Regions from separate parts of the Mus musculus genome. Here region 2 is linked to region 1. The links are chromatin loops, found by intact Hi-C in ENCODE. Cell type or tissue: heart. All regions are shown on one strand. Each heading gives the region's core, and the rest is flanking DNA. Links, peaks and the distances in the headings are about the cores only. Region 1 has its middle 30 kb from the start of Gm33265. Region 2 overlaps Gm33215 (a long non-coding RNA gene).

Region 1 (2,913 bases), core at 320-2,819:
CCCGTTTAGGACAAGTGTTCCTCACTGCTGGCGGTGTCACAGAAAGGCAGTGGATGCTAACCTTGGGTCTGGATTCTCTCAGGGCTTCCATTGTGCAGTTCCAGCTAGCCATTGCAGTGATCTGTAATGAAGCCAGGATCTGTTATTTCTCTTTAGATTCAGTGGGTTGATGGGGCTCGGCAGATGGCTTTTGATTGAGGTCTTAGCACAACCTTAATGCTTTTGTTGACTGACTAGGGCCCTCTTCACATCTGTGAACAAGGGATAGTGGCCAGGAGGCAGAAAGACAAGGTTGAGGGGGTCTTGTGCTAAACAGATCTGGGAGGTGGAATCAGAATCAGCCCAACCATAGGAACCAATGCTGAGGGCGGAAGCTTCCTTAAAGTGAGAATAGGAACTGGGAGACACAGACAAAGATGAAGACATCCACCTACATGGGACCAGTGTGACAACACTTGAGAAGTCACACTAATGACACTACGCCTCAAATCCAGACAGTGAGGAGAGCATGGCCTCTCTCAACCTAGCAGTGGCAAATGGGGATGCAGGGTCGTGGGCTCACGTAACAGCTGAAACACTGAGGCGTCTGCCTCAATCGTCCACCCAGTGGGGCATCCCTCTACACCACCTCTGCAGACACACAGACATCCTCAGAGACAGACTTGCTTAATGCCTTTCAAGTCAATCTACCTTCCACCACACATCTCTGGACACCTTTATACAGTAAACTAAGTGCTAACACTTAAGCGGTTCCTATGGGCTCAGCACTGGTTTGTGCACTTGGTGTTATTCCAAGTTGTGTTTACAAGAATTCTGTGAAGTTACAATTGGGAGTTGAGAGAAAAGCAACAGTAAAAGAAATTAAGCAACTGCAATATTTAAGAATGAAATTTCTGGAAATCTCTGAGCCCCAAAGGTCCTACCATCCTGTATTTCTGTTTGTTTTTATTATTATCTCTGTTCAGATTTTTAAAAATTTTTTGGACTTTTAAAATTATATATATATATATACATATATATATATATATATACATATATGCATGTATGTGTATATATACATATATATGCATGTATGTGTATATATGCATATATATTCATAGACTTATATTCTTAAGTTTGTAAATACAATTTGCACAGCAGTTTATACAATGTTGCTTATATGTATATGGTTTCAGGGCTGATACATTGGATAAGATAAGCTCTTCATTGGGGAAAGACTATTTCTCCCACTCTAAGCATTTCTTAGTTGTCTATAGTTCCTTGAGTAGGTTTAGGGCCCAATGAGAGTTCCCTCTTCCATGTTAGTGTGTCTGGAAATATTATGCTTGTTGGGGTCTTGTTTAAACTTTCTTTTATTTTTAAATTGTACATGTGCATACATGTATGGCATTAGGGCATGCATATTAGAGCAGGTGCTCCTCAAAGCCCAGAAGGTCATATCAGAGCCTCTGTGGCTGGAGTTACAGGCAGTTGTGAGCCACCTGATATTAGTGCTGGAGACTGAACTCTGGTCCTCTGCAGAAGCAGTTCCTGCTCTTAACTGCTGAGCCATCTCTCCAGCCCCATTACTACTTTTTAAATCATTCTTCAATTATATATATGTATCTGTGTGGGGGTATGTGCATATGAGCACAGGTTCCCCTGGAGACCAGAAGAGGGCGCTCAATTCCCCTGTAACTATAGCTTTACAGGCAGTTGTGAACCACCTCATGTGAGTACTGATAATTAAGCCTCTTCAAGAGCAGTGTGTACTCTTAACCACAGATTGTTAACTATTCGTCTTACTCTTTGGGCTCTTTGGTTGTTTGGTTTGTACTGGGGACTGAGCTTGAGACTAGACATTCTGGGCAGACACTCTATCTTTGAGCCACCCCTCCACTTGTCTGATTATTTGAGATAGGGTCTCACTAAATTGTCCAAACTGTCCTTGAATTCACTCTTTAGCCCAAACTGGCCCTGAGCTTTTAATCCTCCTGCCTTAATCTCCCAAATTACAGGCCTGCACCACCAGGCCCGTAGGTATGGAGAGTTATTTGTTACATTTTTCAAATAAATGTAGGCATCTACTCCATTCCCTGGAAGCCTTTAGTCTTCTAGGGAAAGACTCTCCAGCACTTTCTTGCATTCTGAACACAAAAGACTTTGTAGTTTTGATTAAATGCCCTTTGTGGAACATATTAAGAATTCTTCTTAAAATATTCTTAAAAACCCCACCTGTTCCAGGTAGGATCTAGCCAGTGTGAAACGCAGCGCGATGCCTGTTGTATCACAGAAGCTGTCACAGAGGAGATTAGCTATGCCTTATAGCCTTCCTAGTATCTTCCCAAACCGCTAAACTCCCTAAGTTCCTAGCATACAATAGCCCCAAGGTACAGCAGGACAATTGGAGTGGCTTCCTAAATTAGGGCTTTATATCTTGTTTTGTGCCTTTACTGATACACTGAAATCAGTTGCCCACCTTTTTAAGTACTAAGACCCCCTTTAAACACAGAGACCCCTGCCCTCTAAGCATGGAACTCCCACCCTCTAAGCACAGAGACCCTGTCTTCTAAGCAAGGAGACCCTGCCCTCTAAAGTCTCTCAGTGTAATTTCCCTTGTTGCCAGACTGCTGCTGGGTCTCACCATAACCAGCTGCCCCAGCTGCGGATTTGAAGGATGTCGTTAAAGGACCAGGTTTCCTCAGTGCCTGTCCACAGAGTCAGAAGTAGCACCTGTTCTCTTCACACTAACAAGCCCTCACCCTGGTCTGGGCACACCAGTGACACAACTCTCACTACGATCATGTATGCCAAAGGGGCCACACTCCTCTGACTGCTTCTCTTGTGTTTGCCCTCATCTTCTATCTCAAAATCTTTCTTTCTTCTCTGAGTCTCCCACCAGGGTTTGACAGGGTGGAACCTTCCGACCCTCGG
Region 2 (2,913 bases), core at 158-2,657, 50 kb after region 1:
TGTAAGGCAGCCGGACTGCTGACACAGAGCAGTAACAGTGCGAAAGTCCTCCGGTTGGAAATGGCTTGAGCAGCCAGCGGTAAACACCTGGGCATGCCTGGAGCCAGGGAATTCAGGGTCCTAAGTACCTGAGGCTGGAACATACTATTCTCGCTGGCTGAGTCCATGAACTTTCTAGATGAATTTGTTCCTATTTTAATTATCAATTGACATGTTAAGGCTTTAACTTTAAACCTAAAGAAACGACTTCTCGAGGCAGTGTTCCATGAAAAAGAGAGAAGTGGGACAAAGGCCACCTCTGGCCCCAGTGCTCTGAAGAGGGGGGAGGCATTATGGGAGCAAACTGACTCTTGGCTCCTCCCCCTTTGTGGTTTAGGCTCCTAAAGTAATCTGGGTAGGCGTGGTCATCCATCTGTCAGTCAACAGCCTAATTTAGAAACCCAAGGCAAAGAGAAAGGCAAAACCTCTCTTTTCTTCTCTCTCTCTCTCTCTCTCTCTCTCTCTCTCTCTCTCTCTCTCTCTCGTCCTCTCTCTCTCTCTCCCTCCCTCCCTCCCCTTTCTTTCTTTCTTTCTTTCTTTCTTTCTTCCTTCTTCCCTTCCTTCCTTCCTTCCTTTCTTCCTTCCTTCCTTTCTTCTGTCTTTTTTCTTTCTCCCTTCCTTCTTTCTTTCTTTTTTCTTTTTAGTTTTTGGTTTCTTTTTTTTTTCTTTTTTTTTTTTTTTGAGGCAAGGTCTCATGATGTATAACCCTGGCCTAGAATTTGATATGTAGACCAGGCTGGCCTTGAGTTCACAGAGATGCCCCTGCCTCTGCCCACTGAATGCTGAGATTGAAGATGTATACCACCACATGAGCCAGAGGTCCCTTTCCCACAGTTCTCTACCACCCGCTCTAGAAGTGGGAAAGAACACATCTCAAGAACAGAGAGGTGCTGCCTGTTAAGTTTTTCAGTTTGAATGAGGCAAGAAGCAACATCACTGGGATTGGAGACTTCTTTAATTGATTTGTAGCTATATGACATTTTCTCACAGAAAACGTACATGGGGACTTGAGGTAGAAAAATCCAGCCTCCCAGGTAACAACATGACCAGTGGGTAGGCCTCATGCACTTCTGAGCTCAGCACCTCCCATTTCCCAGGTCTCCTCTAGGACAGCCCCCAGGCCCCTTCACTCCTCCAAGCTCAGTTGAACAAACTGATTTGATCAGCATCACTAGGAGTCTGCCCTGCCCCCAGGTCCCTTGTCGGAGGAGACCAGGATGGCTGGTAACTTGGCCAGTATTTATCCTGATTGCCTTGGGAGACCCCTGTCCCCCTGTCCCCCTGTCCCCCGTCCCTCCCATCCGTCCCCCCCCCCGCCCCCCCAGGCTGAAGTGATCCTTTAGGTAAACCAGGAACTCTGATCCAGAAATAGGCTGCTGGCTGGCCTCTCCAACCTTCGTTATACAAACCTCGAACCAACAAGAGCTTGGTTGAGCTGTGCTCATGGGTGCTCTCTCTCATTCACTGTCAGCCACCATGAATAATGCCAGTGATGTCCAATTATACAGCCAGTCTAAATTAATCTTCTGCAGAATGAATGCACCCTTAGTACTCACACCAAAAACAAATTAATGTGCTCTGCTGTGGGAAAGGGAGAGGGCTGTCCTGCTTCTAAGCACATTGTATCAACAACCCACTTACAGTTCCATCCTCAACGCTCCAGAACTACTCAAAGTCAAGGTCACACATGTCACTGAGGAACCTATAATTAACATGCAAGCACAGCATTAGACTCTCTAGATTGCCTCGCTCGGCTTAAAATGGGGGAGAGGAGAGGGAGGTTTTTTTTTAATTGGAAGAGATTTAGGAAACATAAACTTTACTGGTTTCTTGACTTTTTTTTTCTGTTATAAAGAGATGAATTTATATATTTAAAATAAACCCTGAGCTGGTCAGTGGTGGTACACACCTTTAGTCCCAAAACTTAACAGACAGAGGCAGGCAGATCTCCCATCTGAGGCCAGCCTGGTCTACAGAGCAAGTTCCAAGATAACTAACTAGGACTACATGGAGAAACCCTGTTTCAAAACACAAAATTAAATTAAAAATAAAATAAGGTAAAAAATAAAACCTGATTAAATAGTATAGCCATCTTCAAAGTGGTTTGGAGACAGTAGCAATGTCACAGCCCAGAGTAGCTAATGAAGTGCACTTCCCATTCAAGTGCATACCCACCTACCACCCCCCTCTCTTTTTCTCCCGTGCACTCGTGCACGCAAACAAGGAAAAGGTAGATCAGATGAGAACAGAGATTTTCTTCCCATCCTAAAGCAGTCAATCTGCAGTGAGTCCCAACTTCATAGCTCTAAGGCCTTGACTACAACCTCAGAGACCAACTACAAAGCAACTACTTAACATCTCCCAGGCCTGCTGATTGCTTATGCTGCGTTTTAAACGGTATCATCAGAATCCTGTAGATGCAGCCAACATTGAAAGCCTGCCTGGCCTGTGTCCTGCATGCATTTGCCGAACACAAGTCCTCCCACTCTCTCAAGGGTCTCTCTCATTTGTTGGTCATCTGTGACAATCAGGGAGGGTTAGCTTATTTCTGCAAAGCCAAAGACAGCAAGCAGAAGACCAGAGTGTAGGGCTTGTCCTGGGTGGGGAAAAAAAACAGTATGGGGAACTTGCTGGATTTCAGCTCTGTAAGAAATTACTCAGAGACTCAGAAGTCCAATGCCACCTGTACTTGGAGTGGTTCTCATGAGTATGGGGTGGGCTGGGGTTGCCAGCAGGGGCATTTTCTAGGGAAATTTTCTAGAATTTTTCACTTGCAAAGAGGGTTAAAAACTACCAGAAGACAAGTAGTTTCCATCTCAGGTAGAACTTTTAAAAAGTCCCTAACCCTGACTAAAAGCCCATCTTTACTCCCTG

Evidence for each region. A loop is a pair of places that touch in the nucleus more often than their neighbours do. Peaks named below come from ENCODE experiments on the same cell type or tissue, not always from the same donor. Only the 100,000 strongest peaks of a DNase experiment are listed, where the experiment ranks them.
Region 2: a loop joins it to region 1, with 2.6 times the contacts of the local background. A loop is called at or near these places in 1 of 42 quality-filtered maps.

Annotation. Positions count from the first base shown.
Region 1 is chr3:101,695,780-101,698,692 of GRCm38, reverse strand. No RefSeq gene overlaps it. Among named protein-coding and RNA genes, the nearest start is that of Gm33265, 30 kb to the right of the region's middle. In heart, for the core only: a CTCF peak has its summit at 1,649 (motif pointing right); no DNase peak of the experiment used is centred there; H3K27ac peaks cover 419 bases.
Region 2 is chr3:101,645,696-101,648,608 of GRCm38, reverse strand. The region is part of intron 2 of Gm33215 (a long non-coding RNA gene); the gene reads left to right. Among named protein-coding and RNA genes, the nearest start is that of Gm33215, 3.6 kb to the left of the region's middle. In heart, for the core only: no CTCF peak of the experiment used is centred there; no DNase peak of the experiment used is centred there; H3K27ac peaks cover 199 bases.